Regions from separate parts of the Homo sapiens genome. Here region 1 is linked to region 2. A link is a contact called in ENCODE Hi-C data. All regions are on one chromosome and are shown on one strand. The core of a region is the stretch at or near the end of the contact, and the rest is flanking DNA. Distances in the headings are between cores, read along the strand shown. Region 1 holds the start of BCORL1 (BCL6 corepressor like 1). Region 2 holds the start of STAG2 (STAG2 cohesin complex component).

Region 1 (5,387 bases), core at 1,660-4,159, 6.0 Mb before region 2:
GCTCCTCCCCAGCCTTTTGCTTCTATTTGGAGCCCCGGGATGATTCTTAAAATTAGGTTATCCCATTTAATCCCCAGTGGAATCCCCCAAATTTCTCTCCTACATACTGTCATCTTTAGTACCACATGGTGACATCACCATTCAATTAAAGTACCCTAAACTGTGCACCAGACATCCTCCACTGTGCCATCTACCATCTTCCCCAAAATAAAGCTCCCTCAATTCCAACATTCAAGGACAGGACATATCAACAGAAAAGTAAATAACCTTAAAACTCCCTTCCAACCTTGAAATTTTATAATCAACCTAATCCACTCCCAACCCCAAATGCAATCCACATTTATTTTCCCATGTAACTCAACGGCGTGCTTTTGAGAAAGAGCCTTCTAAGTTGAAAGAACCACAGGGCTAACCACTGTAACGCTAACCTACAACTCATCTCCAGAAGTCTTACTGAAGATTTTTGCAATTGTACTCCACCTCTGTACCACAGGGACGACCTCCAAACTGCCTTAACAGTAGTCAAGCTGTGGCACAAAGTTACCGGGCCCCCTTCCCACACTAACGTAAAGAGCCTCTAAACCCTGGGCTAGATGCTTGCTCGCCAAAGGATGCCTGTCTTTACTGTCTACTCCAGGAGACACCAAGAATGAATATCACCCCATCGACAGTTTCGATCAGCCAACATTGAAAATTTCAAAACAATAAAACAAAAACATAGTGCTTCCACTCAGGGAGGGAGGAGGTGCGAGCGGAATAGAAGGGCACCCCCACGGGCCTGTGCTGTTGGCCTCCCGGGTTTGCAGTGTTTCCCTCCCACCTTTCCCCTCGACCACGTCTTTCCCTACAACAATCTCCCGCACCTCCATAACGCGAAATCCCCAGCCGAGGTGCGGCCGGCTCCTCCCAGCCTTGCCCCGGACGTCCCTCTGGCCCAGCCTTCCTCTCGGCGGGACCCCGGCGAGGAGGGCCCCCTCCACCGACCAGTTCACCTCCCTATCCCTTCCCCGGCCTCTTGGCGCCCCTGCAGGGCTCTGTCCCGAAACCGAACCTCGAGGAGCCAAGCCCACGAGGCCAGTCGCGGGACCCACACCCCCCTTCCTTCTCCCAGCACCTCGTCCTCCATGCACCCGGCCCCCGGGGCTCCTCGTCGTCGTCGTCCCGGCTCGTACCGCCCCCCGTCGGGGGCTCCACCCCCCCGCCTGCCCCCGCCCCCAGGACGGCCCCCTCCCCACCGCGCGCCGCCTGCGCCCTCTGCCCCGGCACGGGACTCTCTTTGGCCTCCGTTCCCCGCCCAGAAGCGGCGGCGGCGGCGGCGGCAACGGCTGCGGCGGCCCCAGCAGGAGCAGCAGCGGCGGCGGCGGCAGCGGCGGCGGCAGCAGCGCCGCCCCCGGCCCCGCCCCGCCGCCCGCCGGAGCCCCACGCCCCGCCCGCCCGCCCCGCCGCCGGACTGCTCCCCCCGAAGCCCACCACTAAGCCCTCCCACTCCCCGGCCGCGATCCGCTCGAATCCAGCTCCGCTGGGCCTGCTGTCCGTCCCTCACGCCCCTTAGGACCCGGGGTGGGGGAGCCCTGGGGTTCGCGGCCATCCCTCTCCCTCCTTCTCCAAGGGCCGGGGGATTGCCCCTGATCCCGAAACCCGGCCCCGTAACCGGAGCCTCCCTCCTTCCAGCCCTCGGCTTCGCTCGCCGACCCCTTGCCTCCAGGCCTGGCGCGAAGCGGGTGGAGGGCTTGCACGCCGGATCTCCCCTCTGGCTTGCCGGTGCTAGTATGAATTGCCCCCGATCTCATCTTCCTTCAATTTAAGCCCCCTCCCCGCCGCGCCCGGCCCGGCGGCCCCCGCCCCTAGAGCGAGGGCAGCGGAGCCAGGGCGCTCCGAAGTCATCCCCCGCCTTTTTTCCAGGGACTCGGATAATTGCCCCTGCCCCCATCACAGCACTCCCACTCCCGAACCCAGGCCCCGCCGCCACCTAGGGGTACCCCTTACCCTACGATTCCCGCACCCCAGCGCCGGGAAGAAAGCAGCCCTGAAGAGCACCCGTCGCACCTCCCCTCTGAGGTTGGAGGGCATTTTCTCCCGGTCTCTTCAACACTTCATCACGGACACCCCCCCCCCCCAAAAAAAAGCCTTTTCTCGCCCTGCCCTGCTAGCCAGCCTCCCTTCGGATCGTCGGATCCTTGGATCGGGGGTTGGAGTCAGGTAGTTAACAAGACCATAGCCTCCACCTCCCTTTCCGAGGAGTGGGGTAATTCCTATGGTTTCCCCCCCAGGATCAACCGACCCCCGTTTCCATGGAGACCCCCGCCCAGCCGGGAAGAAGACTCTCTTGGATCGTGGCGAACGAGTCTCACCTGGCTAAGAGAGAAGGGGGTCGAGAAGGGGGTAGGGCAAGTCAGGGGATGGGGTACGAAGGTGGGAAGTGGAAGGGAGCTGTCCCGAAGGGAGGGGCGAAGACATACCCAGCTCCAGGGAGCGCTACGTCCGGGGACACGAAGAGGACGGCGCCCCCGGGGGGCAAGCCGAGCGGCCGCAGGGAAAAGAAGGAACAGGGTTGGAGAAAGGCTTAAGATAGAAAGAAGCGGGTGGGGGGATACGAAAAAGCCGGGGAGTCAAAAGGGGTGGAGGGATTGGGGGAGAGAGAAAAAAGACGCACCTGTTCCCGGGTCGGCTCCGCGGGGAGGCTCAGGCCGCCACCCGGGCTCCCTCTTACTCCCTCTTAACCGCCACCCGCCTAATACTGCCCCGATCTGATGCCCCCCTCCGCCCCTTATCGCCACCGACCTCCTTCTCCTCTCTCTCGGCGGCGGCGGCGGTCGGACTCTAGGAACTGAGAGGAAGAAGGGAGGGCTCAGCAAAGCGGAGGAGAGACAGAGCCACACACTGGCAGCAGCCGCGGCGAGCGAAAGAGTGAGGGGGAGAGCGGTGTGTGTGTGTGTCTGTGTGCGAGCGAAGCCTGGTGGAGTGGGTGCCGGTCGCAGGGCTCGACGGGAAGTGGAGTCCGGCTGGGTCCGCGGGCGGCGCCAACCCCCGCTCCACCGGACTACAACTCCCAGAATGCGGCCTACGCGGGTGGGGGGGAATGGGGAGGAGGAGGCGAAGGGAGGGAGCGAGCAAGAGAGGGAGGGACGAAAGCAGGGAGCAAGCGGCGGCGAAGGGGGCAGAGCCAAGCAGCCCCGGTGACACTGGGAGGGGAGGAGAGGAGGAGGGGATCGCTGAGAGGACCGAGCGGATTCCGGAGAGGGAGGCAGCAGTGGCTGCAGCAAGCCGGGCAAAAAGCTAGACTCCTGGGAGAGGCGGAGGCGCTCAATCTGCGGGGCTGCAGGAGCCCCACGTCCCCCCCCACCTCGACGCCCCTCGAAGGGGGAGGTTGAGGAAGGGAGAGGGTCAGTGAGCCGCGGCCAAAGGGTTCTCTCTCTTTCTTCCAACGTTCTCCACCTTATGCCCCGACCTGACTTTCTCAGGCCACTGGTGCCGATCCAGTGTGCAAATCTCGAGACCCCAGATCTCCTCTGCCGGGCAGCGGAGAACAGACGCATTCAGTCCCCTTCTCCCAGGGGCCTGAGGGAGGCTCCCCTTGCAGGCAGGGCGTGACTCCCCCTTCTTCCCGCTCCCCCCCCCACCGTCGTCGCCACCCCCCCATCTCCCTCCCCGGAACCCCTCCCCTGAAGCCGGGGCTCGCCTCTCTCTCTCCCCGCCAAGACACGGAGTCCTTCTGGGGACGACTACCCAGCCCCCTCCCTTATACTGGGCCCCTACCCACCAGTATCCCCTTCTTAGCGTTGCCCCCTCACCGAAATAATGGTGGGGGCGACCCGAGTTGGACTGGTGGCTACTTTCCCTCCAAGGCTAGCCGTCCTTCGCCACGCCGACCCTGTGTAGAAATAGAGAAGCATATTAATACTCCCGTCCCCCCTCCCCCCCAGATTTGAATACCCGTGGAAGTGGCTCACAAGAAAGAGGGGTTGGTAGTGGAAGTGAGCTAGGGGTGAATCCCAATCTTCAAACCTCATCCCTCCCATGGAAATCCAGGTATTCGCCTTTTGCTTAAAAGCCATTAAATCGCTTGGGTGGGGGGTAAATTATCTAAACCCCAATGTCCATGCGACTCGAAGCGACGCTACCTTGTAGGAATAAGATACGAACTAGGTTGCCGCCACGGGAAGGAAAGTATCCCCCACCCCCGTCGCCGTCCACCCCCAAAAACACATACCCCTAGGAGAGTCAGATGGCTGAAGAAGGGGGAAGGCGGTGGGAGTGCTGGAGAGTAAAAGGACTGTGGCGGGGAGGGTCCGCGGCCCCCACTACGAGAGCAGAATCCAGATGCTAAGAGGTGGGTGGGGGGTGCGGCACAATCGCAGACTGTGTCTTTCCTCGCTTTTCCCGGAATCGCCGCCCGATCACCGTCTAACACTCGGAGTTGCTTACCACTCAGTCCCCTAGCCCCATTTGTGCGCGTGAGGCGGCCAGAGCCCGGGAAGCCCGGGCACAAACTCCGCGGAAGCTGGCCTTCGCTGCCGCCGCGCCGCCGCGGGCCTCCCTCCCTCCGCTCGCGGCCCCGCCGATCTACCTTCGCCCCCGGCCGAGGCCAGACCCCGCTCACAACTCCACGCCCCTACTCCACCCCCGGCTCTCCCTCCCCTCGCCCTCTCCCTGCGGGTCCGGCCCAGCCCCTAGCGCCGCCCCGCCCTACCGCTCGGTCCAGAGCCCAGCAAGTGCCCCGAACTCGCCCCCCGCCCCCACGCCCAGGCCAGTCTGGCCAGGCCTGGTTTCCCCCTCCCGCCGCGCCCCGCCCCCGAATCCACGTCCTACTTCGCCACCCAACTCGGCCCGGTCGGGGTTCGGCCCGCGCCCACGCCACCGGAGTCCCCGATTCGGTCCGGTGTACGGCCACCCACCCCGCCCTTGCCTGGGTGCTGGCCTGGCCCGCTGCCTGCGCCCGCCGAGCCGGCCCAAGCGCGCGGTCCGGGTCCGGGTCCAGGTGCCGGCCTCGGTCCCGGCAGTGTTGCCGCGACTCGCCACGCGGGCTCGTTCCACGCAAGATCGGAACCCACGCGGGGTGGGGGCCGCGGGAAGCAAGTTTCTTTATCCTCCCCCCGCCCCCGCCGCAGGGCCGCACCGTTCCCCCACCACCCCCGCCTCACGGCGCCCCCTTTACCTGGGCAGAGCCCCCGGCCGCTGTCGCAACTTTGCTCTTCTCCACGCCGCCGGGGAAGCGGGCGAAGCGGGAGGAGGGAGGTGGCGGGGGGTGCTGGGATCAGGCTGCTGGGCTCAGGGAGGACACGTGGGGGAGGAGGGGAAGGAGGAGGAGGAAGGGGGGGCGGGCCTGCAGTTCTCGGGGCTCCCCCTGCCAGTCCCGGGGAAGCCGGAACCTCGCCGGGCAGCCGCAG
Region 2 (5,411 bases), core at 2,909-5,408:
CCACACCTAATTTTTAAATTATCTATAAACATGGGGTCTCCCTATGTTGCCCAGGCTGGTCTTGAACTCCTTGGGCTCAAGTGATCCCCCCACTTCAGCCTCTCAGCCTCCCAAAGTGTTGGTATTACAGGTGTGAGCCACTGTGCCCCGCCGATTTTGGTTTAAGTTCAAAAGTCAACTTGCAGCATCAAAAACTGAAGTCTGCCATCTATTATAAAGAACCCGAAGCAGAAAGATTATGCTATTCTCTGTTTACTACCTTCCCACATATGACTGTGGGTGGTATCAGTTAAACATGCACAATATTAAGCATTACTAAACTGCATATTTTCACATCTAACCCTAAATTCCCAAAGGAATAGATCTGAGCCTTAGCCTGTCCCCCAAGCCCATCCCATTCACTTTAATTCATAAGTCCTCAGGTGACCGCAGAAGTCAATACAGTTGAAAAAGAAATGTAGAATTTGATTTCATGAAAATCTTATTTGAGCATTTGGGCTTTAAAAAATCCTAACTAAATATACTTGAAAGTTACCAAACTCATCATGTGTTAGTGTAGTAGTTTAGCTATTGCCTCACCACAATAAAATAAATCTGATGCCACAATCCTTACCATCTACTAAGAATATTTGTATATGAATAAAAATTTGAAATATGTCACCTATTTTCCTTTAACATCCTTCTAAAGCTAAAATCCTGAATATGAAATACACAAACAGACTAATGGTAACAGTTACAAAATGTCTGTTCCCAGATTGGGGTGAAATTTTGCTATAAATTAAATATCCATTGTTTTGGATTCCTTTCGGAACTGTGACATGTATTTTTAAAATGTATCTCCTGGGGGAAAAAAATAAACCTGACACTGAACAGTATAGAACTGCCAAAAAAAAAAAAAAAAAAGGCACTTACCTTAATAGAATTTAGGAGCAGTTCACAAATGCACTAATTAAGGGAGACCAAGGATTGTCATTGCAACACATTTTTACTGTTTACGGGTAATGGTCAGAATGTTAACAGACAATATTGAAATATTTTACATATCAACTTCTAACTAGTTATAGCACCAGATCCTTGGGGCATGAGGTGATTTAAACCATTTTAAATGTAAACACTCATTTTCTTATCAGTTAAAAAAAAAAAAACCCACTCCACCCTCTCTGCCAGTCTCTGATACACCTTAGAATACTATAGTTACTTCACAGTGGGAAGGAATAGCTAATAAGTACATTTCTTTTCCAACCCACTTCTCTACCTAGTCATTAAACACCAAATTCTGAAACTGAATTCAGCTACCTAGATCTTTCTACCAGGAATGCTCCCTATGGTACCTCAATCCCTTCCACTGTCACTTACTGCAACTGCCAAAGCCCCTCCTATTAATAGTAAATCCCTTTCATACTGACTCACTGTAACTCCAACTTGATGAAATAGACACTAAGCAGAATTTACAAAAATTGCAAATGGAATTTTCCTGTTTTCAAAGAATTAAAAAGGAAACTAAAAGTAGAGCACATTCAGGCTAAGTTATAAACATTTAAAGTTCAACCAATTTATAAGTATTTATGTTGCCTGTTTTATACTAGTTCCCGTTTAAACGTTTTTTTTTTTTTGAAAGTTTTGCCAAGCATTGTGTAATCACTTACACAAGGCTAAATTTCCTATGCAAGTAATTTTGACATGTAAATATAAACTTAAGTCATTACCCCCAAGACTGTAAGACAATCTGGAAATTCTACTGCAAAAAAAGTTTATCTTAAACTATGGAAATGTTTAACAGCACGCACAAAAGTAGAGAGAATAATAGTAACAATGAGCGCTTCTGTATTCATCCAGCTACAATAATCAACTCAAGGCCACTTCTGCTTCACACCTACCTCCTACCCACTCCCTCCTCTCATTATTATCTTCAAAAAGAATTAAGAGGAAGATACTATGTTCTCTAAGTACACTTCTACCCAAAGATAGCAAAAGTATCAAAAACTAGCATGTTAAGTCAAAATCCAACAATGTAACTATACAGCCGCCTTACGCCTTACACAATTCTTTGGTAGGTGATAAATTTAAGAATTCAGTTAAACACAAAGATATAACCATCTTTAAGAATTTTAATGAAGTCCATAAACCCAAAGGGCATATTTAAAATTATACCTAAAAAGACAAATAGGGAAATGTGATGAAAACGAACTTAAACATCTGCAATTAACTTACTTAACGTGGCACCTTAGTTCAAAATGAAAAAAAAAAATCGACTATTTAACATAATGTGTCATAAAACTGCAATTCAACCACTTGAAAAACTGCTGAACACTTATATACCTTAAACTGGTCCTTCTGATCCCTAATTATAGATTGATATCAATGTAGAAAGAAAACCAGGCATTTTAACGTTAAGTGGTTGAAAATGTTGAAAATTAACCCCACTGTTCATCGGAAAGTATATGAGAGCAAGCCTAAACTACCTGAATTATATGTCATTAAACAAATGCATCCACTTCCCAGAGCCTTTTTTTTAACAAAATAAGTTCAGATATACCCTTAAACGCAACGCGCTAGGCTACAGACAGAATTAGGAGACCGCCTCCTGCTTTTGCTCCTAACCAATACGCAGAGAGAGAAGGTTGGCAGAAAAGTGCTGCGAGGACAGTAACAAACACCAGCAGCTCCCGAGCAGGCCCTGCTAGAGCCAGGAATGACGCACTTCGGTAACCCGACTCTTTCTCCCCTCCACCCCCGCCCCCAGCAGCGGTGCTGACACCGCCAACAGCCCGGAGTAGGAAAAAAGACAACAGAAAAAAAGGCAGAGGTTGGACCGCACTAGGTTTCATCAAGAAACCTCGATGATTCCTCTTTCGACACTAACCACTAGGACTAAACAGGAAAAGAAGCTTCGTGCTTAAGCAAGTCCCATCATGGTGGTTTAAGAGTCACTAAATTAAGCTGATAATGAGTCCAATCCACAGAGACAAATACAGGGTGTGGCTGCTGCGAAATACGGCGGTCCGTGGGAGAAAAGGGGTATGGAATTTACACTCCAGTGTGAAGGGAAGATGGGGCTTTATGGTGGGAGAAGGGGGTGGCCCGCGCATTTTAAGGAACCATTGCAAACCAACACAAGCGCCTCGTTTACTTTAAATCTAACCTTACAGATCAAAAGTTTCCAATAGATATATCATGTAAACTGTAAATTACCATTTAATCCAACACCATGGCCCTCAATTTAAAAACTACATCCAAGAGAAAGAAGGAGGGAGAGGGAAGAGGGGTGGTAGGCAACAACATAAAAAACATTCTAGGCCACGGAAGAGAAAGTCTCACAAACCGGATGAAACTACTAATACAATATTAAAAATTAAAGCCGAGCACTGAAGCACGAAAATCACACGATAACCCATTACAGTTAAGGATTAAAAATAAAATGACATATGCACCAAGGGGGAGCGGAAACTAAATGTCGAAAGTACAGCGGTTTATAAAAAACTAAAGGCAAAACAAGACATTCTCGCGACGGGGGGAAAAAAAGGCCGAAATCAACAATACGTTCACAATTCTAGGCCAAAAGAAAATGGGAACGGGGCTCAAAGTTTTGCGGAACTACTTGATGCTGTTTCCCACACCTTCTCTCTCCCACGGCCCATCCGACCCTTTTCGTCCCAAAATCGCCGTCCGCAGATCTCCGGATCCAGGGGAGAAGAAAAAAGAAAGTCGACCCCGAGCAAGAATAAAAGTGTGGAGTGAAAACGCACAGGCTGCCTACCTGGGGCAAGGATCAGCTCAGTTCGTGCCTTGAGAAAGACAGTGCGGGTGGGGGTGGGAATGAAAAGCAGCACTAAAACTAAAACAAAAGTGGCGCCAAAACCCCCCAACAAACAGCCTTCCACTCCCGCCCTTCCCCCCTCCGCCCATGCCAGGCAGGCAGGGCCCCCTTCGGGGCAAGGTCTGCGCGCGGGGGCCAACACCGCCAGACCCCAGCCAATTTAGAAAATTGTTGCCCGAAGAAAACTGACCGAAGTCGGGCCTCGGAAGGGATGGAGAGATCGATGCCAATCGCCTTCCCCAGCAGTTCCCCCACCACGCGCTGGAGATGATGGGGCGGGGGAGAAGCAGAGGGGCCCGTCACATGAATGTTGTTCCCTCTCTAGGAAGGGAGGAAGAGAGGGAGGGAGGGGGGAGGGAGGGAAGGGAGGAGGGGAAGGGAGAAGGGAGGGGGCACGAGGGAGGGGTGTGATCAGAGTAGATTTTCCCTCGCCTCCCTCGGTCCGAGGCCCAAATATACACAACTGAGCCTCCTTTCTCCCCTCCCCCCTAGGTTCCCAGCACCACCATTTTGCTCTCTGCCTTCCCCTCACCGCGACACCGCGCTCTCCCCCACCCCAACCACAGCCTCCCGGCTTTCCTCCCCCGACTACGGCTCGCACCCCACCCCACCTCCAGTTCGGGCTCTCCTAGGCTTAGGAGCCTGCCGGAGAAAAGGAACCTAAATCTACTGCTACACAGAGAAGCGGAGCCTCCATCTTGCGCTGCTCCGCGTTCTCCATTTTGGGCCACCCATGGGGGGGGGGGGTCTCCGTAGAGGCCCCGAGGGAGAGTTGGGCGAGGGAAGGAAGAGAAAATCTTCAGCGAGGGTAGTCGAAAAGAAGAGCCCTGCGGTAGAAAGCCACTCTAGGAGTAGGAGGTAGGGAGGAAGGGGGGCTGGAAGTTCCTTGGAAGTGTTGGGGTAGCGACTTGGGGGGAGAAGGGAGAAAGGAGGGCGGGGGGCGCCGCGGGGGCGAGAAAGATCCTCCCGCCTGGACTCTGCCCCCCGTTCCATGGCTGCCCCCCATGGGGGCGAAGAAAGCAGAGGGGAAATTCAATGGCAACAGAGTGCCCAACCTCTTTCCCTCCCAACTCCTCTCTCTCGCCCTGTTTCAATCATACACACCTCACGGTGGGCCAAGCGCCCTCCGGGTGCCCCTCCAAACTTCTAGAAGCTTCGCCTCCGCCATTTTATAACTTACCTCCCCCCTCAGCGTACACAGAGGCAGCAACGAGACTGTTCGCCTCCCCCACTCCTCCTTCTTTCTCAGGCCGGGGGCTTCTTCACCCCTGGGCTGGTACAAGATATTTTTCCCCTTCCTCTTCTTTACACCCTCGAATTCTACTCAGGGACGGAAGCTCCCGCGGTTCTAGAGCGGTGGGGGGTTTTGAAAGTGGCGGTCGGATCCGGCGGGGTTTTTTTTCTTTTTTTTTTTTTTTTTTTTTTTTTTTTTTTTTTTTTTTTTGGTGGCGCTTCGGGATTGTTTGGGGTGTTCGCTCTTCGGCGACTTGGAGGCGAATGGAACGCGCAGGCGCCATCTGTCGGCCACGAACCCGCGCCCGGCTCCCGTTGGGAGGGAGCGGCATCTAGCGGCAGAGAGTTGCCACTGCAACGC

Evidence for each region. A loop is a pair of places that touch in the nucleus more often than their neighbours do. Pooled maps may share reads with other maps.
Region 1: a loop to region 2 is called in a pooled map, with 11 times the contacts of the local background. The contact joins the promoter of BCORL1 here to the promoter of STAG2 in region 2. A Hi-C loop is called at or near these places in 6 of 50 pooled maps.

The regions. Positions count from the first base shown.
Region 1 is chrX:129,980,157-129,985,543 of GRCh38, reverse strand. BCORL1 (BCL6 corepressor like 1) reads right to left here and starts at 2,909. Exons shown (of 14, transcript NM_001379451.1): 1 at 2,782-2,909. RefSeq lists a silencer at 1,844-2,080.
Region 2 is chrX:123,960,453-123,965,863 of GRCh38, reverse strand. STAG2 (STAG2 cohesin complex component) reads right to left here and starts at 4,158. Exons shown (of 35, transcript NM_001042750.2): 1 at 4,008-4,158. It overlaps STAG2-AS1 (STAG2 antisense RNA 1), which reads left to right and starts at 4,523. Exons shown (of 2, transcript NR_130770.1): 1 at 4,523-4,675. RefSeq lists enhancers at 2,651-2,910, 3,001-3,100, 4,529-4,578, 5,277-5,411 and a silencer at 4,069-4,208.